3 separate regions of the Homo sapiens genome follow, and regions 1 and 2 are each linked to region 3. The links are chromatin loops, found by intact Hi-C in ENCODE. Cell type or tissue: heart left ventricle. All regions are shown on one strand.

Region 1 (8,000 bases), 130 kb before region 3:
TGAAGAAGCAGAGCAGCTGTGCAGAGCGGAGCTGGAGTGGGGGGCTGTGGTTTTATCACCTTTCATTTCCTGTCTCAGTTCTGATATGGCTTTAGACGTTTCACATGCAAGTGTGAAAACTAGCATGTGCTTTGCAGAAGGAATCAGCCAAGCGCCCCGCTAACCCTGATCAATGCCCTGGTAACTTCTAGAACCAATCAGTCAAGCTACATGCATGGGTTTTAAACTATTCTCATCCCCTCTCCCCTGTTTACAGCCATGTTATTTATCCACGCAATCCCGGAAGTAATTGGAATATAGAAGCTCGAGTGGGTTCTATGCCCTCTCCATTTCCTCTGGACGTACTAATTATCCATGTTATACCCGCTTGCTTCTTACCATGGGTAATAAGGGTTATCACTGACGCTGTTAGTTAAGCTAATAGACATTGCCCAGATATCCCAGACCTCATTAGGTATTTAAGATACCTATATGTTTTTTATATTTTTATATATATTTCAAATACCTATATTTATTTTATATTTGTATGCATTTTAAATACCTAATGAGGTATTTAAAATACATAAATGTATGTAAATATATGTATTTAAATAAATACATATATGTATATATAAAATACATATATGTATATATAAAATACATATATGTATTTAAATAAATAAATATATGTATATATAAAATACATATATGTATTAATATATGTATATATAAATACATATATGTATTAATATATGTATATATAAATACATATATGTAATTTAATATACGTATATATAAATACATATATGTTTTTATATGTATATAAATACATATATGTATTTTAATATACGTATATATAAAAACATATATGTACTTAAATATACATGTATTTAAAATACAGATATATGTATTTAAATATACATGTATTTAAAATACAGATATATGTATTTTAAATATACATGTATTTAAAATACAGATATATGTATTTAAATATACATGTATTTAAAATACAGATATATGTATTTAAAATACAGATATATGTATTTAAATATATATGTATTTAAAATATGTATATATACACATATAGACAGAGATTTAATTTTTTAAAAGCAAACAAAATTACAATGAATTAAGCCCATTTTGTCGGATTTCCAGACGTTGACCTTCTTGTATCTCTCCTGTCATTTCTGACAGTTCCCAAAGAGAGGCCCTTGCACACGTCCATAAACCAGTCTGTCAAAGGAAATCAGCCTGAAGCAGCCACCCTCTTTTGAGTCGTGGCTCTGGTTGTCACTTGCCCTTGTCCACCACGTGGACCTTCTGGGTGGGAAGCCTCAGCGCTTCCAGTGCCCATCTGGAGAATGCAGTGGTTATGCAGGCCTCCAGATGACACGTTTCTTCCATGGGAGCTCCACATTCCATCTGGGTTGTCAAAATGCTGGGTTCCTTGCATCATGGACAAAAATGACTTCCTCTCTGGCTCTGTATCACATTGTGACATCTGGTCACTAAGGCAGCTCTGTTATGCCAAGAGAATCACAAAGTGTCTTTTGAAAGGTTTTATCAACTTTTGTGTTTATAAAATAATTCATAACTTCTGGTCATCATTCCTCTATCCAGAGGAGTTCAAATATAAGCCAGGAAGATAATTACATTATACACTGCTTTCTTTTTCTTCCTCTTTCTTCCCAGCTCCTTTTTCCCCACTTTTATTCCCCGATTTTCTTCTCCAAAATATTTTTCTTTCTCTTTCCCAAGTTACAGAACAAAATCTCATAAGATTTTAGTATACAAAACACATATTGATAGAGATGGAATGAACGTATTAACTCTATTAACACTATCTGGGACTGTCCCTAGTCAGTTGCAATTTTTAATAAATCTAAAAAGCCAAGCTGGGCATGGTGGCTCACGCCGGTAATCCCAGCACTTTGGGAGGCCACTGTGGGTGGATCACCTGAGGTCAGGAATTCGAGACCAGCCTGGCCAACATGGTGAAACCCTGTCTTTACTAAAAATACAAAAATTAGCTGGGCGTGGTGGCACGTGCCTGTAATCCCAGCTACTCAGGAGGCGGAGGCAGGAGAATCACTTGAACCTGGGAGGTGGAGGTTGCATTGAGCCAAGGTCGAACCACTGCACTCCAGCCTGGGTGACAGAGTGAGAGTCTGTCTAAAAAAAGAGAAATAGGCTTATTTTGTGAATTATAAATAATGCCTACATCATGAAATAGATCAATCCTGAAAATTTGACCTTAGAACAATTTTCACCAAAACATACATTATTTCCCCCATTAGCATCTATTATATTATCAAAGACAGAGTTTCATAAAAGCAAAAATTTGAGTGTAACAGATGACCCAATTTAAATAATATAAAATATGTGGGGTAAGATAAAGATTTGATGGGGAAGGGGTACCATATGTCTTTATGTGAAGGAATGGCACAAATGTAAAAGGTTAAGTAGATGTTTTGGTACAACTTATAGAAACAGTAAACGTCACCCCAACATGCACATGCTGCCTCAGTGACCAAGAAGGAAGTCACCCCATGGCTAAAGATAACGACTTAAAATGTGTAATGAGAGGCCGGGCGCAGTGGCTCATGCCTGTAATCCCAACGCTTTGGGAGGCCAAGGTGGGCGGATCACTTGAGCTCAGGAGTTGGAGACCAGACTGGGCAACATGGTGAAGCCCCGTCTCTACAAAACACACACACACACACACACACACATACACACAAATTAGTCAGGCGTGGTGGTACATGCCTGTAGCTTCAGTTGCTCGGGGGGCTGAGATGGGAGAATCACTTGAGCACGGGAGGTGGAGGCTACAATGAGCTGAGATTGTGCCACTGCATTCCAGCCTGGGCAACAGAGCGAGGCCCTGTCTCAAAATAAATAAATAAATAAAATGTGAATTAGATTCATGGAAAATGGTGTAATATGAAATTAGAAACTATTTTTGTAATAAAAATCGTATCACTGTTTATACCCTGATCATTTAATTACAAAAGAAGCTCTGTTGCTTCTTTTGGGGTTGGGCATTAACTGGAACTGAGCTACAATACCAACTATAGCCAGTAGATGGTGCTTTCGTAAAGGAAAAAAAGAATAGAAGTTGAAAATTCTGCTTCTGGGGAGATATTTGAAGTTAGAGATCTTGAATTTACTGGATACTTAACATGTGGTTTTTACTAAGAAATAGACAGCTACTTTGAGAGCTCACTGGGAACTGGGGATGTAAGAGTAGATATAAGAGAAATGCCAACAGAAGAATTGTTTAGGAAAGATGGACATAGGTTTGTGAATGGGTAAGATAAGAAGTACCTTTTTTCAGTGGATTTTGAGGAAGTAAGATTTTTTTAAAGTTGTGGAGGTCCTGGAGTGTGGCTATTTTTAAAAAGCCAAAAGCTTTTAGTTGGGGCACAGTGGCTCATGTCTGTAATCCCAGCACTTTGGGAGGCCAAGGTGGGGTGGATCGCCTGAGGTCAGGAGTTCGAGACCAGCCTGGCCAATATGGTGAAACCCCATCTCTACCAAAAATACAAAAATTAGCCGAGCATGGTGGCGGGCTGTAATCCCAGCTACTCAGGAAGTTGAGGCAGGAGAATCGCTTGAACCTGGGAGGTGGAGGTTGCAGTGAGCCAAGATCATGCCACTGCACTCTAGCCTAGGTGACAGAGCAAGACTTCATCAAAAAAAAAAAAAAAAAGCCGGTAGTTTTTAATATTGTTAGGAAAGATTCAGGAATGACACTAATGACATAGATACAGAAAAAACTTTTCTACTTACCTTATAGTCTCAGGGGATTTTAAGGGATTCTTGAAGAAGTGATTCTGGTTTGTAATGTCACAGGGCAGCGAGGTGTGTGTGTGTGTGTGTGTGTGTGTGTGTGTAATGTGGATAGGAGGTGGATGGGGTGGGTTGTGTGGTGTGTGGAGTGGATATTGGGGGTGGATATGTGTGGGTTGGTGTGGGCCTGTGTCTGTGTGGATGAACAGAAGTGTGTCACGCGTGGAGAGGGCAGGTGTGGGGGTGGATGCAGCGAAGTGCGTGTGTGTGCACGTATGCCCTCATGTGAGCACCTGGGGCAGCCTTACCTTCTAGCAGGGGAGAAGGAGAAGTCATTGTTTTATCATTTTTTAGGGCGTTTATGTAGCCTTAACTGATTTTCTGAGTTTAATTTAATACAAAATATTGAGAAGTGAGTGGGGTGCTGTGATCAGACTGCTTTACATTGTAACACAAAACAACCCTACCCGTGTACTCAGTAGCTGCACAGACAGAACCAGAACAGAGAAAAACTATGTGGAGCTACTGACATCTGGTGGACAACACAGAGACTGCTGACATGGATGGGGGAAAGACCTAACTTCGGGATTTTGTTGATTTAGATTTGCTTTTTAGTTTTGGTCCTGTTTGTTTGGGGTTTGTTTGTTTGTTTGTTTGTTTGTTGTTTTTTCTTTTTTGAGACAGAATCTCTCTCTGTGGTGCAGGCGGGAGTGCAGTGGGGTGATCTCAGCTCACTGCAGCCTCGACCTCCTAGGCTCAAATGATCCTCCCACTTCAGCCTCCTGAGTAGCTGGGACTACAGGTGCTCACCACCACGCACGGCTAATTTTTGTTCACCATGTTGCCCAGGCTGGTCTCCAACTCATGACCTCAAGTGATCCACCCACCTTGGCCTCCCAAAGTGCTGGGATTACAGGCGTGAGCCACCACGCCCAGGCGATTTGTTTTGTTTTGATTTGATTTGATTCAGTTTTTTGTTTGGTCCACTTACCAGTCACCTCTTTCTACATGCTCTGTCTTATTAACTTCCCTATGTGAGAATGGTGTGAACAGAGCCCCCTGAGAGTCGAGAGACAGTGTGGGATGAAGCTTCAGCACCTGGACTCAAGTTTCAGATCCCTGAATTCAAGTTCTGGCTTCAGCACCTGCTGATTGTGCTGCCGGAGGCAAGTCAACTACTCTCTTCATCCATTTGTTTCTAAGGAATGAGGCCATTCATCCCTGTGCTGGTGGAGTAAGTACCGTACCTAAATTTCTGCATTACCATTATCCATGCAAATCCTATTTCAGCCTTCTCCAGTCAAAGCCTTGTCTATACAATGTCCAAGACATCAGCTACACAGCCTTGCTGTGGAAGGACTGGGTTGCCTGAAAAGATACAGGGCCAAGCAGGGCTGCTCTGCAGTGGGGCAGCTGTACAGCACTGCCCTCTCTTGCGTCCCTACAAATAGTACTATAAAAGAAGCAATTAATCAAGCTATGTCACTTCACTGCGGCGCACATTCATGCTCACGTTCCTGTTGACTCCGTGCCAGGCGATCTCTAACTCCTTGAAGGCAAGGGCTCTGCCTACCCCGTCCCCTAGTAACCACTCCATGCTATGAACCTGGCTAGGGGCTATCGTCTCAAAGCATCAGGGATTTTCCTCAGTCTCGAGAATGGGCTAGAAGAATATGGCCTTCAGAACTTCAGATCATCCATGTGACGCTAAATGGAAAAAAAATACAAAATAAGAATTGTACTCACACCAACTTGATTCCAGAAATGAGAGGCCAGGAAACGTAGAACCTGCAACCACCCATCTAACTGGGCCATGACCCAGATGGCCTACATTGGAGGCAAGGAAACAGGAAAGACAGAGTAATAATTTTAAAAACATTTGTTTCCAGTTATCTAAGAAGAAACTGGTAAGTGTCTTCCTATGGAGGAAAAAGCATATCTTTTTTTTTTACATCTTTATCTTGCCTATTGGAAAGTTTCAGTAAGGGTGAATATCAGAAAAATGTTCACAGTTACCCTAAACTTATTTTGCAGGTTGTTTTCTTTTATGATCAACTGTGAAATTTAGTAAGAGAGCAGAGAACAGGCGGTTTGGAAATTTGAAATAAGAGATAAAGCCGACTCCTTCTACTAATCCTTTCACAAGAGCTACTAATCTTTAACCAAATGGGCTGGTTCTCTTTAAGGTCCCCTTTCTTCTTTTATTCCCTCACAGAAGTAGAAGCATGTGAAGAAATGACTATGAACATAAGCAAGGAGAAATGCATTTTTTAAAAAGGCACTATTTAATACAAAGTGCATAAGCAGTCCTTAGGTTGCAGTATATGACTCAAGGTGGAAACTTGAAGAGACTGAATGAGGTAATTCAGGGAAAGATGCTCATAGCTAAGAACAGCCTGTTTTTCCCTGCGATGCCCTTCCTCTTCCATTCTCACAGTACAATTTTACTCTCTTGGGTGCCTCTATCCTACTATTGTTATGTTGTGTAGTTTACGATATTTCAAAATCAATTATCTTTACCACTAAATCATTTCTCAATGAATATTGAGAAATAGTCATGACCTTAAAAAAAAGTTGGTTCTCTTGCATGATAATGTTCAGTAGCTTCTGTCTTAGCTATCACACAAGAATAAGCAATGTAAATATCTGCTTCTCTTTTCTACTCAACTTTCGGAGGCTGTTTAATACACACCAGGGTAACTGCTTGACATGTCAGTTAGCTATTGCTGAATAGCAAACACTCCCAGAATGTAGTCTTATCATTGCTCAGGAGTCTCTGGGTCAGCTGGGTGATTCTTCTTGTCTAGGCCATGCTAGGCTTCCTTCAGCTGATCTCATTTTGCCTGGGATTGCCCACGCATCTTCAATCAGCTGCTGAGTTAGCCTGAGTGAGGCTGGCTGGTCTTAGATGGCCTCACCTAAGACACCTTGATTCTGCTCCACGTGGTCTCTCATCCTCCAGGAGTCTAGCCTGGGACATGTTCACCTGGCAGCTGGGAAAACTGCCAAGAGATAGAACAGATGGGCACAGGCTTCTTGAGGCTAGGCTTGGAACTGGCAAGGTGTCATTTTCACTGCCTGTTGACAGCAGTCTGTTGGCCAAAGCAAGTCACTCTTGATGGAAGAAGCTACGAAGTCAGAATGCAAAGGGTGGGGATACAGTCATAGTGCAAAGGCTGTGGAAGGTCTGCACATTGTGGAAGGTCTGCACAATGTGTACAAGGAAGACAATCAGATCTTCACGACAGCTCCAATTTTTGAATAACCCTCAGAGTAGACATTTATTATCTCTACCTCCTCTTTTGTTTTTTCTTTCTCACTCTGTCACACAGGCTGGAGTGCACTGGTGCAATCATGGCTCACTGCAGCCTAAGACCTCCCAGGCTCAAGCAGTCCTCTCATCTCAGCCTCCCGAGTAGCTGGGATCACAGGCACACACCACCAGGCCCAGCTAATTTGTTTGCAGAGATGGGGTTCTGCTATATTGCCCAGACTGTCTACCTTCTTCTTCTGGTAACCGTACACCCCTTCATTTGAGGAAATTGTTCCTCCCTCTTCTGCTCACCTGGTTTGAAAAGAGCAGATCCTACTTCCCTGCCAGGAAGAGGAACTGACATAGGTGGGCAGTCCTGGCATCCACCCTCCCCTCTAGAGACTGGTTCAGTGACATGCACAAGATACCAGCTGGGCACTCTATTGATTTTTTCCAGCATTTTTTTCTCAGTGTTACTAGGAGAGACCCTTTTTCTATCCGATTAAGAGGAACACAGGCATCCATCGTTCCAGCCCTGTGCAGAAGGCAGTCTGAGAAAATGAAGTTGTTGGAATCTCTGGCTTTGGCCTTCCCTGGGGTCAGCTCCCACCACTGTCTTTATGTACTTTGGTTGTAAAAGCCAATTAGCTCACTTTTGCCCAGGTGGTTCAAATTGTGTTTCTATCATTTGTATCCAAGAGAATCCTAATTGATGAACCCCCGAGAACATAAAATTTCCAACAGAAAAGGCAATGTTTGTACTTTCCGGGGTACTCACTAAAATAATTTCATGAATCACTTTCTTTTTACTTGTAGAGTAGGGGTTGCAATCTGGATGTCAAAAGGGAGAAACCGGCACATGAAAAGGCCTAAATGAGGAAAGTGGAACCCTGGGGGCTGACGGGTGTCTCTGTCCACTACCGGATTCAGCAAATTGTTTTCTTGAGAGAATGTGGGCCCAATATCACTGAATCTT
Region 2 (8,000 bases), 370 kb before region 3:
TCTACTCTTCTGGGCCGAATACTTAAAGGTGTAAATATTAGTATATAAAACTGAGTTTAATGTGTTTTCAAACATAATTTGAAGTGTAATTAGCTTTGTTATTCATATTATCAGGAACCTCAAGCTTTGGTTTCCCAAGAGAAATCTGTGTCCTGCACCCATCATAGTAGGAGCTAACTGGCCCATTCTAATAGTTCCCCTGCCCAAATGCAGAGAAGCATCGAGGGGCAGTTAAAATCATTGGAATTGCTGGCTCAGGCTTCACATGATCAGGATAAACAAACCTCTAGCCAAGCAAGTAAAAAACTTGGTTTGCTTTATTTCTCTGCTTTCCCAAGTCACAGCAGTCAAGTTTTCAAGCCAAGATGCCTCTCAAATACCTTCTGAGGATTTTAACTCTTCTTTTTTCTTTTCCCTGGGGATCCCAAGTATAGTAATTTCATAGTCTGTCTCCAATAGGTACTGTGACATTTTCCCGTTATTATTATTGACACCTAAAAGAACCTATCCTCAAACACATTCATTGTCTTTTCCAGCCAGGGTGTGGGAAATCCATCTGCCACAAGCACAAGTAGAAACTTGTAAAACAGGGCGGTTGCCATAAGGCATAAAGAAACTTATGACAGAATTGGAAGGCAAGAAAGGTTTTGAGACAAAGTCAGTAAACGCCATCTGTGTAGGCCAAGAGTCATTCCAAAATTTGGGAGCCGCTAAGAAAGACAGAGGGAGACGAGGACAAGAGCGGGGGAGAAGCTTAGGAATCAGGCCGTGTGCTCTTAAGGGGGACTGAGAAATCATCAATTTCTTCCACACAGTTGGCTGATCAACTAGAAGGAGAGTAGGTCAGCCACAAGCCATCCCTTTAATACTCTCACTTAAGTCACTCAAGAACTCAAAACGCACAATTTGTGCCCTGTGGAAGGAATCTTTCGCCTTGTCCTTTCTTCTGCCATTAGACAAAAAGTGTGTGAAACCCTTATTGACACAGGAATTAAGTTATCATGATTTTGGAGAACTTTAAAATGGCCTGGGAGAATTCTCAATGCTGAAAGCCTCATTTCCACTAATCCCCTACATTTCCTTCTTTTATTGGCATTTTCCTGGCTACCTCACTCCTATTCCTTCCCTGTTTTATTTCTTCTTTTCCTATCGGAAGTGTTATAGATCACCTCTGGGCAGCCCTTACATCTGACCCTTCTATGGCAACATGCTCATGCTGAGCTTCAGCAAGAATGGGCCAATAAACACACACAGCACACACACAACACACACACACAAACACACATACAACACACACACAAGCACACATACAACACACACACACAACACACACAACACACACAACACAAAAAACACATACAACACACACAACACACACACACAACACACTCAACACACACAAAAACACATATACAACACACATACAACACACAAACGCATACAACACACACAAACACATACAACACATACAAACACACACAATACACGCAAACACACATACAACACACACAAGCACATACAACACACACGAACATACATACAACACGCACAACACACAAAAAACACACATGCAACACCCACATAGCCCAAACATACAAAAAACATACAACACAAAAAAACACACACATACCCACAACACAAAAAACACAAACACACACATACAACACACACAACACACATACAACACACACATACCCACAACACAAAAACACACAAACACACAAAACACACACAACAAACACACAAAAAACACAATACACACAGCACACAAAATGCACACAAACACACAAATGACACACAAACACACACACAACACACACAACGCACAAAAACACACATACACACACAAAAAAATACATACAACACAAAAAAACACATAACACACAAAACACACACATACTACACATATACAACACACAAAAACACATACAACACACGCACAGCTCACACACAAAACACACACACAACACAACACGCATGTACTTCTGCCTTTTATGCCCTCAACCCAAACCTGCTTCAACAGACAACTACAGAGATCTTATTGCTGATTCTCAGTGAAGAGGGGACAGAGAGCCTTCCTCCCAACTAGCCTTCAGCCCTGGACACCAGCCTGTCTACAAGAGTAGCAGTAGCAGAAGCTCACCTGTGTGAGTTCCAACTGGGCCCCAGGCAAGGTGCACTGGTGACCCTGCATTGTTGCATATATTTAAAATGCATTACAACATCCCAAGAAAAAAAGCACTTATTATGGACCCCGTCCTGCAGTTGATGAATGTGGAACTCCAGGCAGTTAATGCATTTGCCCAAGGTCTCGGAGCTAGCAAGTGGTGAGGTGGAATTAGAACCCAGGTCTGTGTAACTCCCTAGCATGAATTCTTTACTTCCAAGCTGCCTTTGCCTTTATTCCGTAAGCAGCAGCCCTGGGAACACCCAGGAAAGAGCCAGGTTGAGGCATGTTTGGGGGCAATGGCATCTTTTTGATAGAAACAAGAAGATTGAGGGTGCGGTGCTGGACGTTCCCACGGACAACGGGCCTGACAGGGCTCATTCATCATGGCCAAGCCAGGTGACAGTGGGGTTCCACCTCACCTCCATTTAACACTATGGGAGGTTACACATTAGAGATTTGGAATCACAAAACTCCCCAGCCCCTGATAAGCCCAGCCAAGCACATAGTTTGCAGGTTATGTAAGCATGTAGAACAACTTCAGACCAGAGTTGTTTTCTTCTCCAACCCCTCCCTCCTCTGCTTTAAATAAGGTCAAAATGAAGTTATTTCATCCAAAAACTGTAAAAATAAAATACTAAATGTCAAGCAACTTAGGCATTTTAAAGTAACAGATTATATTCTGCATTAATCCACAGGGCTGTCTTACAAAGAGAAGCTCTTCTCTTCCCTATCACTATTTTCTCACACTGTTCTCCCAGTTACTATTATGGCTCACCCCACACTCAAATGGTAACATTTAAATTGATCAAGCATAGAAACAGACATCATCTCAGTCCCAAGAATCTCCCCCACCTAAGTCAGAGACAGCCGCTGAAAATGAGCTGCTGGAAGGCTCGCGGTGGCGATTCTGCACTGCCTCTTTCTTTTGTGCATTGTCTAAAGTGCATGCACACCTTTCAGTGCAGACAAAACGGTCTTCTTTATCTATAAAGGAGCCACTTAGATCAACCAGACTGGCCACAGGATGTCACTGTTACTCCACACACACACACAATAGCAAGTGCGCGTTTCCACCAGGGGTTGGATCTGGCCCGGGACCTGGGCTCCCCTCAGCCCTGCCTGTCACAGAATTGTCATCCCTTCAGGTGGCACACCACAAGCCAGCAGCGCGTGCCCTGTAAAAGCCATGTAGCCTGACCCATTGTCTCAATATTCGCATTGTTCTGTATCAAAGGGGACAGGAAGAGAAAGAGAAGCGAAAAGAAGAAAAGGATCAGCGTGGTCCCTCACATCACGGGTTCTCCAAGAGTTGGACTTTGAACATTTGATGACCTTGGATAGAGCCCAGGTCCTTTTCATATATTTTATAGTGTTATATAAGGATAAGAACATCTTTTGCTTATCTTTATTTTCTAAAATTTCTGGAAAGAATATGGAATACTTAAGCTGTTCTTAAGCTGTCTTAACTCTTCATGCGGATGCTGCTTTTCATTGGAGCCTGAGATGAGGCCAACAATGGTTAAATGCTTTCCTTTTATCCCAACAAAGCACCTGCCTCTTCCCACCACCCATTCCTCAAATGTCTCCTAGACTCAGGGGCAAGCCAAAGTCCAGGAAGAATGCATGCTCTGCAGCTGGCAAGCAAATGCCACTTCAGAGTTGGCATCATGGAACTCTTATCAGGGAACATGCCAGTAGCCCCTGCTGGAGCAGGAGAGTCACCTCGTATTCATGGCTGGCAGCTATTCTTCCTTCCCTGCTAGAGCCCCTCAGAGGGATGGTTTTCTATTTATTTTATTTTATTTTTGAGACAGAGTCTCGCCATGTCACCCAGGCTGGAGTGCAGTGGCGTGATCTCGGCTCACTGCAACCTCCACCTCCTGGGTTCAAGCGATTCTCCTGCCTCAGCCTCCGGAGTAGCTGGGACTACAGGCGCATGCCACCACGCCCAGCTAACTTTTTGTATTTTTAGTAGAGATGGGGTTTCACCGTGTTAGCCAGGATGGTCTCAATCTCCTGACCTTGTGATCCACCTGCCTCGGCCTCCCAAAGTGCTAGGATTACAGGCGTCAGCCACTACGCCTGGCCAGAGGGATGGTTTTCTTTCCATGGCTCCTCCATAGTCTAATTCCCCTTTGCCCCCATTTTCTACCATTATCCTCAGTGTATACTCTACAAAGTCATTGGCACAAAATGGTTAAAGCTAGAATCATAGATTACCACAGCCAGTGAGAAGGGGTGTTTTGGGTAGCCAGGGAGACATTTAACAATGCAGCATAAAAGGTAATCACAGAACAAAGGTACTTTGACTCATAAAGATGGGGAAAACCTTTTGCCTTAAAAAAGTGACTATAATAAAGCCTGGAAGTAGCTTTCATTTCAATGGAAGTTACAGCAGTTGAAACCTCCCTGCCACATGTCAGCATTACTTTAGCTACACCATAGCAGCAAAAAGAATTAAAACAAATAAAGCAGATAGTTTCTTGCAGAATGAGCATTTAAGAAAGGAAACTGATTGTTCCAGCATTTGCAAGGATCTGTGCAGTAGCTAAGAACTTGAGCTACGTAAATACAGTTGATGGAAGCTTTGTTAATCTCCACACTGTCTCTCTGCATATTGATATCAGTATAGGAAAACAGTTAGTTATTTTGACTGGAAGTGGCTTGGATCAGTGTGAGGAGTTGACCACCTCGAGATCTAGGAGAAACTCGGTAGGCTAAAGGGAACCAAATAAAACACAAAGAAAATCCAGACCAGGACAATTGCCTTAACTATACTTGCCTTAGGATTTGAGCAATTCCCTAATGGTAATGGTTTGAAATAAATGCCAGAATAAAATCTGTCCAATAATTGCTTTTATTTCACATTCATATGGCAATTTTTTTGTATCTACATTGCATTAAATACAAAGACAATGATGAACAAGGTAGCATATTCCCTGCCCTCAAGAGGTTAATTAGAGAGACAGACAAAAATGCACTAATACAGTGTAGGAGGGACTGTGTGTAATAGAGTCTGGCTGGCCTGTGTCCCCAGATCCTGGGAGCTAACCTCTAAACCCTTGGGATTCTGAGTGATTGGAATGTTTGTTATTCATGATGCACCCCTCAGACCACACCTGCAGCTGACACTAACAAGATGACTCAGGACTGGGGCTGGCCACGCCAAAAAGACCAACGGTATGATTAGAAGGTTGGTGCATGAGTCTTAAGATATCAGCCTGACCTTCAGGGAAAGGATGAGGCCTGGAGACTGAGTTCAGCTGCCTGCCAATGAGCGAATCAATCAGTGTATGTAATGAAGCCTCAGTTAACACTCTGGAAGCTGAGCTTGGGAGATCTTCCCTGCTCGGCAATACTCTCTGTGCATTGTTACTCATTGCTGGGAAGGTAACACATCCCTGAGGACACTGGAAGCTTCAAGTTTGGAAACCTCCCAGACTTCTTCCTGGTTAAATACGGCGTTTTCAGGGATTTCTGTGAGTCTCTCTAATGAATCATCAAGACTGGGGGGGCCTTGAGGGGTGGAGACCCCTAAATTTGTAGCCAGCTGGTCTAAAGTGAGGGTACCCCCAAAGACCCCCAAACTTATGGCTGATGTCAGAAGCCTTGGGCAGACTTCTATCTGTACTGAGGACTGTGCTCCATCTAAAAGTTTGGTCTGACTCTGGATGGGCTGGAACAAAGGAAATTTGGGGTGCTTGAGGCACATGAAGGAGGCATTTGATCCAGACTGTGGGTGGTGGGGAAGAAACGCCTGGAAAGTCTTTCTGGAAAAATTATCTCTGGCACCTGGAGGAAGGATGATTAAGCATTTGAGCTCAAAGTAACCCTTGAGAAAAGCAGACTCAATCCCAAAGAGGATGTTTCATTCTCAACAAAGCGCTGTCTTTGTTTCAAACACCAAGTCATAGAAATACTTCTGGTTTTGCTCAGGAAGTTTCCCTGTCCACAGTGTGCCCAGCCAACCGCTAAAGAAGGAGTTCAGTCTCCCAGAGAGGACAGAATAGACAAACAACTAACCACACCCCAAAATGACGCTGTGACAGAGCAGGGGTGAGCTGCAGGTTACGCACAGGAATCAAGGTGAAGACAGGCTCACCCAGTCACACCCTAAACTACTCCTCTCGTGGAAGGAAGGGTTTATTAATTTCCCTTTGCAGAGAGAAGTTACTAGGCACTGAAAATTTCTAAAATGTATTCAAAGTAAACAGTAAGTTCTTAATACAGGGGGTCAGGCCATCAAAGTACTATATGGCAATGATTGTCCTCGATTACCTTTCCTGAGGGCTCTCATCCATGAGGTGCTTCTTGAGTAAATGCACAGTTTCTCCCTTCCCCCACTGCCAGTCCAGATATACTCTCCTCCACAAGCTGGTAAACATTCAAAGGAGAAAGTGACTGAAGAGACTAGGAGGAAGTGTAGACCCTGGATGGAGTGCTTCGGCACTGCATGCACTGCTCCATACTGAAGGATCTATTTATGTGTGAATTTATCACCTCAGTCTTACTCTACATGAGAGCAGAGACCATTGTACCCTCAGCCTCCAGCACTCTGGCAAGGCAGTTACTCAGTAAATGTCTGTTCAATCAAATGAAGTTAAATAATAACTCTAAGCAGAAAATAAACCTCTAGTAATATCGTTTCTGATTTCTGAACATGGTCCTGTTTTGAGTTAACTCCCATTGGAGCAGGACACTCCAGTGAGTCTCCTTCCTCCTCCCCAACCCCATCACAAGCCCACCTGCCGTTGCTGAAATGAGTGACTGCCTGCTCAATCTCCAGATGCCCACATGAGGGGAAACACTTACATCATCCCTTTTCTCCTCCTCATCTGCAATTTGTCCCTCATCTTCATTCAATTATTCAACAAATATTCACTGAGCACCTGGATCTACTTGCTGGGAACATAGCTGGGAATAACCCCATCCTAACAGAGCTTGCCTTCTTCCGGAGAAAACAGTATAAATAAGTAGCATACGGAGTATATTAAACAATAATAAATGCAAAGGGCATAAAGCAGAGATAGTGGCAAGGACACAATTGGTGGTGAGGGGTGCAATTTTAGAATAGCCAGAGGAGGGCCACGCATTGGAGCAAAGAGCTGCAGGAGGTGGGGCGTGAGCGACATGGACTCCAAGGAAAGAGCATCCATGCAGAGGACCCAGTCAGTGCACAGATGCGGGGCGAGAGCATGCCTAGCATAAAGAAAAGCAGAGAGATCAATGCAGCAGAAACAGAATGAGGAGATGAGAGCAGAGAGGAAACAGAGGCAGCTAAGAGTACAATGTAGCAGATTTTACTCTGAATGACATAGACAGCCATCAGAAGGGTTTTCAGCAGAGTGCTATGATCTGATGTGTTTTAACAGGATCATGTAAGCTGCTGGGCTGAGAGGGATCGGAGGCAGCAAGGGAGACTGGCTAGGGGCTACTGTAGATGTCCAAGCAACAGATGTGGACAGCTGAGACCAAGGTAGCAGCAGGGAAAGTAAAGAAAATGATCAAAACCTGGGTATAATTGGAAGGTGGAGATGACCAGATTTGGTGACAGATCAGATACGGGATGTGAGAGAGAGCAGTCAAAGACGGCTCCAAGGTTTGGCCCAAGCTGCCAGAAAGAAGCCACTTTTTGAGATGAAAGATGAAGAAGGCTAGGAAAGAGCAGACATGGGAGGAAAATATCTGGAGCTTAGTTTGGGGATTACTAACTTTGCGATTCCTGTCAGGCATCCAAATGTTTCCTCCTCCTGATGAGGAGGCAATAATTATATGCATATATATTTATAAATATATATATATATATATATATATATATAGTGTGTGTGTG
Region 3 (8,000 bases):
CCATGTTGCCCAGGCTGGTCTCCAACTCCTAGGCCACCCACCTCGGTCTCTCAGAGTGTCGGGATTACAGGCATGAGCCACCATTCCTGGCCTGAAGTTTTCAACATAGAGATCTTGCAGTCCTTTTCTTAAATGTATTAACCAGCCTGGCTTTAATCTGTGGAATCTGGACTGAGTCTGGCCAGCTAATATATCTGCTGAGTTAAAAAAAAAAAATTAAAAAAAAATTGTTTGTTTGTTTTAGAGACAAGTCTCACTATATTGCCTAGGCTGGACTTGAACTCCTGAGCTCAAGTGATCTTCCTACCTCAGCCTCTTGAGTAGCTGGGACTGTAGGCATGCACAACTGTGCCTGGCTTTCAGCATAGTATTTTAGGATTCATGCCTGCATCTGTGTAGCCTAGTGGTGAGCCTGTATTTGAGCAGCAGTGGGCTCCATTACTCAATCCCCTTAGGCTTCTGTGCTCTGCCCTGGATCTATGTGTAGGCTGGAGAGTGCTTTCAGAGTCCAGGCATTTCTCGCTTCTTCCTCTGCTCTGACTTTTGCAAGGCCCCCTCTCCTTTCTCCTGCAAATGTGTGGAGTTTCCCAGCAGCCTGGGGTACCTGGGAAGCTCACCTACTCCTACTCCAGTTCTTTTGTTTTCAGGGTTGTCTCATTAAGTTTTAGGCTGTTTTGCCATTTGCCTGTGTGGTAGGCAGAATCATGGCCCTCCAAAGACATCCACATCCTAATCCCCCAAAACTTGTAAATATGTTAGATTACACAGCAAGGGGAAGTTAAAGTTGCAGATGGAGTTGAGATTGCTCATCAGCTAACCTTAAGGTAGGAAAATTATTTTGGATTATCTCGGTGGGCCCATTGTAATCACAGGTGTCCTTAGAAGTGTAAGAGAGGCTGGACACAGTGGCTCACGCCTGTAATCTCAGCACTTTGGGAGGCCAAGGTGGAAGGATCACTTGAGCACGGGAGTTTGAGACCAGCCTGGGCAACATAGGGAGAATCCCATCTCTAAAAAAAAAAAATTGCCTGGTGTGGTGGTGTGCATCTGTAGTCCCAACTGCTCGGGAGGCTGAGGTTGGAGGATCACTTGAGCCGGGGAGGTCGAGGCTGAAGTGAGCCATGATTTCACCACTGCACTCTAGCCTGGGTGACACAGGGAGACCCTATAAGAAAGAAAGAAAGATAGAAAGGAAGGAAGGAAGGGAAAAGAAAAGAAATAGCTGGATGTGGTGGCATACTCCTGTAATCCCAGCTACTCGGGAGGCTGAGGCAGGAGAATCACTTGAACCCAGCAGGCAGAGGTTGCAGTGAGCCAAGATTGTGCCACTGTATTCCAGCCTGGACAACACAGCGAGATTCTATCTCAAAAAAAAAAAAAAAAAGGAAAAAAAGAAAAAGAAAGAAGTGTAATAAGAGGGAAATGTGCTTATGAGAGATTCGTCAGAGAGATACGGTGTTTCTGCCTTAGAAACTGCAGGAAAGGGGGCTGTGAGCCAAGGAAGGTGGACAGTCTCTAGCAACGGGAAAAGCAAGGAAATGAATTCTCCCCTAGAGCCCTTGCAACACCTTGATTTTTCCCAACAAGACCTATTCTGGACTTCTCAAATACAGAACTGTGAGGTAACACATTTCTTTCTGTTGTTTTAAGCCACCGAGTTTGTGGTCATTTGTTATAGCAGCGGTAGAAAGCTAGACACTCTAATAGAAAAAGCAGCCTCATGCTAGCAAGCATGTAGGTGTTCTCATTTGTTTTCTGCTGTATTTGCTACTTTTACTGGGTTTTTGCCTTTTGTTTTAAATCAAGTCATTTCCCTCTGGCAGCAAAACTGCTGGGTTTCACTGCCAGGCCTGCCCTGGTCAGACTTGTTTGGGGAGGTGGGGAGGACTAATAGCCTGTGGCTAGAAAGCTAAAGACTCCCAGTGTTCTTCCTCCAAGTTCCTGCCATTCCTCTGGAGTAACTGCCTCTCAGTTTGTTTCTTTAATGGATATCCAGCACCACAAAATGGTTAGTTTTGACAATTTTGTCCAGCTTTATGCTCATTTTTTCAGGATAACAGTTGTCTTATCCTTTCATAGCTAAAAGTTGCTTTACCCCATATTAATGTTTTTTTGATTATTTAAATGATATGCAAAATTAACTATGACATAGAGTGTATTTCTTGTATATTCTAGTTGTTGACCATAGTCCAACATGATACCTAAAGGTTATTTCGTAAGCACGTGATTGGAAGCTTTATGTGAATTTATCATGAGTTAAAGAACAAATTTATTATTATATTGTTTCACACTTTTCATTATTCTAATGACTAGATTTAACTAACTTTTAATACGTTACCATGAGTCAATTCTGTATGTGCTAAGCATGTTTGAATTAGTACATTTTATACCACTCTTGTCTATTTGTTCATAAATTGATACTTGTGAACCAGATATGGAGTCTTAACTCAAGCTGAGAAAAAAGAACCTTTTATAATAAACAATAAAGGTTGTGGTTAATTTCTATGCTTGACTTTGTGGGGTTTCAAATATGAGCTGCAGATGGCTCGATTTGCCTGACTACGTGAACTACTTGCTGTTTTTTTTTATGGTCTTGCTCATTCTTTTCTATATACCTAAGAAAATTCTATTGTCATCTATTTCTACATGGCCCAGATCTACCCATTCAAAGTGCTACTCAAATGTAATATCCATAAATTCTTTCCTAACATCTTGCAGCTGGAAGGAAACTATACTCTTCCAGGATTCCTGGGCACAGTACAGCACTTTCATTCGTCTTCTACCTTGTATTAGTGTTATTTTTGTCTATGTCTTTTTTTTTTTTTTTTTTTTTTTGAGATGGAGTCTCCCATTGTCACCCAGGCTGGAGTGCAGTGGCACGATCTCACTTCACTGCAATCTCCGCCTCTCGGGTTCAAGTGATTCTCCTGCCTCAGCCTCCTGAGTAGCTGGAATTACAGGCATGTGCCACCATAGTGTGTATTTTTAGTAGAGACAGGGTTTCACCATGTTGGTTGGCCAGGCTGGTCTCAAACTCCTGACCTCAAGTGCTCTCAATCCCAAAGTGCTGGGGTTATAGGAGGGAGCCACTGCACCCAGTCTGTAGTCTGTGTCTTAACTCTGCTACTAAGTTGCATTAATCTTGCTAGCAAGGAATTATCATGTCTTGTTTTTTGTGTCCCCATGAGCACAAGGTAAGTTTTACCTCCCATCTCTGTAATCACCTAGATCAAATAAGTTCATTTATCTATGTTCAGCTCTTTACATATTTGGCCATTTCTGCTATTTTCTTGAACTTTGAACGTGAGACCATGCTAAATTGAGCCTTAGTTTGACATGAGCATCAGCATATATACAGTAAGTCCTCACTTAATGTCAATGATAGATTTTTGGAAACTAACTTTTGGATAAACGATGTATAAGGAAACCAACTTCACCATAGGCCAATGCATATAAACAAGAGTTAAGTTCCTACAGAATAATTATAGTCACAAAAAAACATCACTGCCAGGCATAGTGGCACATGTCTGTAATGCCAGCACTTTGGGGCGCTGAGGCAGGTGGACTGCTTGAGCCCAGGAGTTCAAGACCAGCTTGGGCAACATAGGGAGACCTCACTTCTACAAAATCAAAAATTAGCCAGATGTGGTAGCATGCATCTGTAGTCCCAGCTACTCGGGAGGCTGAAATGGGAGGATCACTTGAGCCCAGGAAGTTGAGGCTGCAGTGAGCCGCAGTTGTGCCACCACACTCCAGCCTGGGCAGCTGAGTGAGACTCTGTGCCAAAAAAGAAAAGAAAATTACCACACTTCTAAATGAAGAGCAAACACTTCTGATATTAAACATTGAAATAAATGTGAGCTATTCATACATTTAGAAACATTAGTAAAAACAAGATAATTATTTACCCATTTATTCCAGTTCAGGTGTGAGGGTGGCTGGAACCTATCCCGGCAGCTCAGGGAGCACAGGGGGATCCAGGCCTGGAGAGGATGCATCTTGTCACAGGGCCACTCACATACACACCCACACTCACACTGGGACAGTTCAGACATGCCTGTTCACTTGCTATGCACATCTTTAGGAGGTGAGAAGAAAACAGAGTACCTGAGATACCCACGCAGACACAAGGACATGTGAACTCCAACAGACATTGGCCCCCTCCAAGAATCGATTTTTTTTTCTTGTGAACATTGCAATGAAATGATGTTGAATGAAATGGTGTTGTTTGAAGATCTGCTGTATTTTGTTATCTGTTGTCTTAGAAAATAACATTTAGCTGAAGTTACATGATTGTGTTATGTAGGAAACATTAAAATTAAAAAATGTATGTGCTCAATATCTAAGCATGACTGAATTGTGCAAAGAGTTTGGTTTCTAATTCTCATGAAAAGAATCAAGTTATCTCATTCCTATGTGATCATTTACCATGAAGATAATTTTAAAATATCTTATGATCCTGTGATTCAGTAAGTAGAATGTTGAGTTGAAAAGGGATTTGGCTTATTATAAAGCACTTTAAACTCTTATCCTCTGGAATATTTAAAAAATGCAGCTCCCCAGCTTGGCACGGTGGCTCATGCCTGTAATCCCAGCACTATGGGAGGCCAAGGCGGGTGGATCACCTGAGGTCAGGACTTCAAGACCAGCCTGGCCAACATGGTGAAACCCTGTCTCTACTAAAAATACAAAAAAATTAGCTGGGCCTGGTGTCGGGTACCTGTAATCCCAGCTACTTCAGGAGGCTGAGGCAGGAGAATCACTTGAACCTGGGAGGCGGAGGTTGCAGTGAGCCGAGATCGCGCCATCGCACTCCAGCCTGGGTGACCACAGCGAAACTCTGTCTCAAACAAAAACAGAACAAACAAAAAAATCATGCAGTTCCCCAGCTCTTGAGGCACCTTTGGGCTTTTCTTGGTACATTAGTGCCCCCTAGTGTTCTTTGGTAAAAATCAGAATACCAGAATTTTAAAATACTGTGTTTAGTATTTGTTCCTTACTTTACTTTCAGATGCAGTTATAAAGTTTTTATGCCTTTTATAATCAATTTAAAATAGGAATATGGTATGTATAATGAATATTTGGATTGTTGCACTGACCTTTTAGCAGAATTGAGAATACTTTTATTTTTTTTTAATTTTTATTTATTTATTTAGATACAGGATCTCACTCTTTCACCCATGCTGGAGTGCAGTGGGGCCCTCATAGCTCACTGCAGCCTTGAACGTCTGGGCACAACAGATCCTTCCACCTAGAACTATACGCGTGCGCCACTGTACCTGGCTAATTTTTAAAAATCTTTTGTAGAGACAGGGTTTCACCGTGTTGCCCAGGCTGGTCTTGAACCTTAAGCGGTCTTCCTACCCCAGCCTCCCAAAGTTCTCGGATCACAGGCATGAGCCACCACGCCCAGCTGAGAATGCTTGTAAAACACATGCTTCCAGAGCCGGGTGTAGTGGCTCACACCTATAATCCCAGCTACACAGGAGGCGAAGGCAGGAGGATCGCTTGAAGTCAGGAGTTAGAGGCCAACCTGGGCAACATAACAAGACCCCCTCTTCCCGCCCCCCACCATATCTCTCTCTTTCTCTCTCTGTCTCTGTCTCTTTCTCTATAGACAGGGTCTCGCTCTGTCGCCAAGGCTGGAGTACAGTGGTGCAATCTCAGCTCACTGCAACCTCCACATCCAGAGCTCAAGTGATCCTCCCACCCTAGCCTCCCCAGGAATTAGGACCACAGGCATGTGCCACTGTACCTGGCTAATTTTCTGTATTTTTTGTAGGGACAGGGTTTTGCCATGTTGCCCAGGCTGGTCTGAAACTCCTGGGCTCAAGTGATCTGCCTGCCTTAGCCTCCCAAAGTGCTGGGGTTATAGGCATGAGCCACCGTGCCCAGCCAAGACCCCATCTCTAAAAAACTCAAAGCTGGATGTATGGCATGTGCTTGTAGTCCCAGCTACTCTGGTGGCTGAGGCAGGAGGATCGCTTGAGCCCCAGGAGTTTGAGGCTACAGTGAGTGAGCTATGATGGCACCACCGCACTCCAGCTTGGATGACAGAGCAAGACCCTGTCTCTAAAATAGTAAATAAACAAATACAATAAATGCTTCCTATGTTCTGTGTCTCAGAAATTCTCTCTATCTCACCTAACATACAGAATATATGTATAATCCTGGGCTTTAGGATTTCCTAGGAGACCATTTCTCATGTTTATGTATTGAAGGCCTACTGTGTTTCAGGCGATGCCCAGACAACTTGACACGTATCGTTTCATTTGATGGAGAATGACTGCCTTGAAATATATACATATAATTTGTTCTAGATCTGTTCTCAGGGAAGCTGAGATGGAGATGAGTGGGCAGCAGGTTTATGGAGTGCTCGTGGCATCACACCTGTGCACGAGGGTGGGGAAGAAGTGGACAGGAGTGGACAAGTCAAGTAGTGCTGCCGGCTCAAGCGATGCCTCAGCCTTTCTGCTGTGTGCGAAGCTTTGCAGAGGAGATGATGCTTCAAAGTTGTCCCTGTTGGGGATGAGCAGCCAGGCCTTTATACACTGGGACAGTCAGTCATGGATACGTGGATACTCTGGAAACCCTCATCCCTGGAGGTCTGAGCCCCTGGATACCATGCCCTTCTTAGGCTGGAGTTGCTGCCCTTGTCCATTTACCATAAAAATTGGACAAGAGAATACCAGGACACACCTGAGTTTCTCATCGTATGCTAAACCTGTTCTTCCACGTACATCCCCAATGTGTACAGCCCTACTTTTTTCTGCTGATCAAGTTCAATTACTTCTGCTAAGATGGTGACTATTCTTGCCTGCTGGTCCTTGGATGCAAGGACCCCAATGTTCAGGCAGCCTTTGGTGCCTTCTAGCATACGAATCAGAGCATTATCTTTAGGTGTGGAATAAGCTGCCCCAAAACCTGTTGAAGCCAACCAGGCACTGTGCTCCCTTCTGTTATGGGAAGTGCAAGATGCAGTAATTTATTCTTCTGAGGAAGTGTCTTGTCATTGCCCAGACCAGTGAACTTCTAAAAATTTACTGACATGGAAAAGCTCCTGAATTCTTCCTAAGTTTTACCTCCCACCCACTGGATCAGATATGTCTTACCAAGGCTTTGAACATCCTAGCCTCGTGGAGAAGAAGCCTCTTCTCCTGGTTCTGTTAGCATGATGTTATGAAAGGAAATTAAATTTTGGGACCCCAAACTCATTTTGCCAAAGGGAAAAATCAAGCTGAGAACTGGGTCATGCAAACCTGCCTCCCCCTTTTGGTTCCTAAATAAGGTGGCTACAAGAGGAAAAGCTACATGCCTCCCCCATATTTTGCTCACAAGGAAATTCCTAGTGAGCAATGCAAAGTGATAGCTTATCTTTACAGGTGCAGTCACCCAGGCCCACCACACGCAAATGCATATCTAATTGTTCCCCTGCCCCATTTTGTCTGTGTTATGTAGAATGCAGATTCCCTACGTTTTTCTTCTGCCCCGTTTATGTCATCTTATGTAAAAACATGCAGATTCATGGAGCCAGACAAAGGCATGACTATCTTTTCCCACCCACCCCCTTACCTGAAAATTGTGTACTTCTCAATATCCTGCCCTTTCCCCTTTAAATTTGAAGCCCTCAAAAATCATCTTCAGAGAAAGATGTCTGTCTCCTGGGTGCGTGTCCTTAACTTTGGCAAATAAATCTAAAATGATTGAGACTTGTCTCATCATTTTTCTTGATTGACAATGTTATTGATAAAGTGGACCAGTGTGATTTGCTGCCAGATTCCCAGATGGCATGAGGCGGAAGCTGTACATGTATACTCTTGTCCATGTGAATCCAAACTGTCTTTGATTTTTTTTCCTAATAGGGATAGAAAAGGTACATTTGCCCTATCGGTTGCTGCTTACCATGTACCTGAGGTGGCAGAGTGGCTATAATTGGGGTCACTATTTGGTTGAGTTTCTGGAAGTTCAGTGTCATCCTCCACATTCCATCTGGGTTTTAT

The links. Hi-C counts contacts between places; a loop is a spot of excess contacts. Peaks named below come from ENCODE experiments on the same cell type or tissue, not always from the same donor. Only the 100,000 strongest peaks of a DNase experiment are listed, where the experiment ranks them.
Region 1: it touches region 3 in a loop (9-fold over the local background); 99 of 110 quality-filtered maps call a loop at or near these places.
Region 2: it touches region 3 in a loop (4-fold over the local background); 38 of 110 quality-filtered maps call a loop at or near these places.

What each region holds. Positions count from the first base shown.
Region 1 is chr18:24,484,148-24,492,147 of GRCh38, reverse strand. No RefSeq gene overlaps it. Among named protein-coding and RNA genes, the nearest start is that of HRH4, 28 kb to the right of the region's middle. RefSeq lists a silencer at 108-167. In heart left ventricle, CTCF peaks have their summits at 3,053 (motif pointing right) and 4,311 (motif pointing left); no DNase peak of the experiment used is centred here.
Region 2 is chr18:24,729,477-24,737,476 of GRCh38, reverse strand. All of the region lies in intron 2 of LOC105372028 (a long non-coding RNA gene), which reads right to left. Among named protein-coding and RNA genes, the nearest start is that of LINC01915, 110 kb to the right of the region's middle. RefSeq lists an enhancer at 370-539. In heart left ventricle, a CTCF peak has its summit at 3,196 (motif pointing right); no DNase peak of the experiment used is centred here.
Region 3 is chr18:24,356,832-24,364,831 of GRCh38, reverse strand. All of the region lies in intron 4 of OSBPL1A (oxysterol binding protein like 1A), which reads left to right. It overlaps LOC124904267 (a long non-coding RNA gene), which reads right to left. Exons shown (of 3, transcript XR_007066312.1): 3 at 4,802-4,840. LOC124904268 (a long non-coding RNA gene) reads right to left here and starts at 4,756. Exons shown (of 3, transcript XR_007066314.1): 1 at 4,721-4,756; 2 at 3,909-3,983. In heart left ventricle, a CTCF peak has its summit at 4,937 (motif pointing left); no DNase peak of the experiment used is centred here.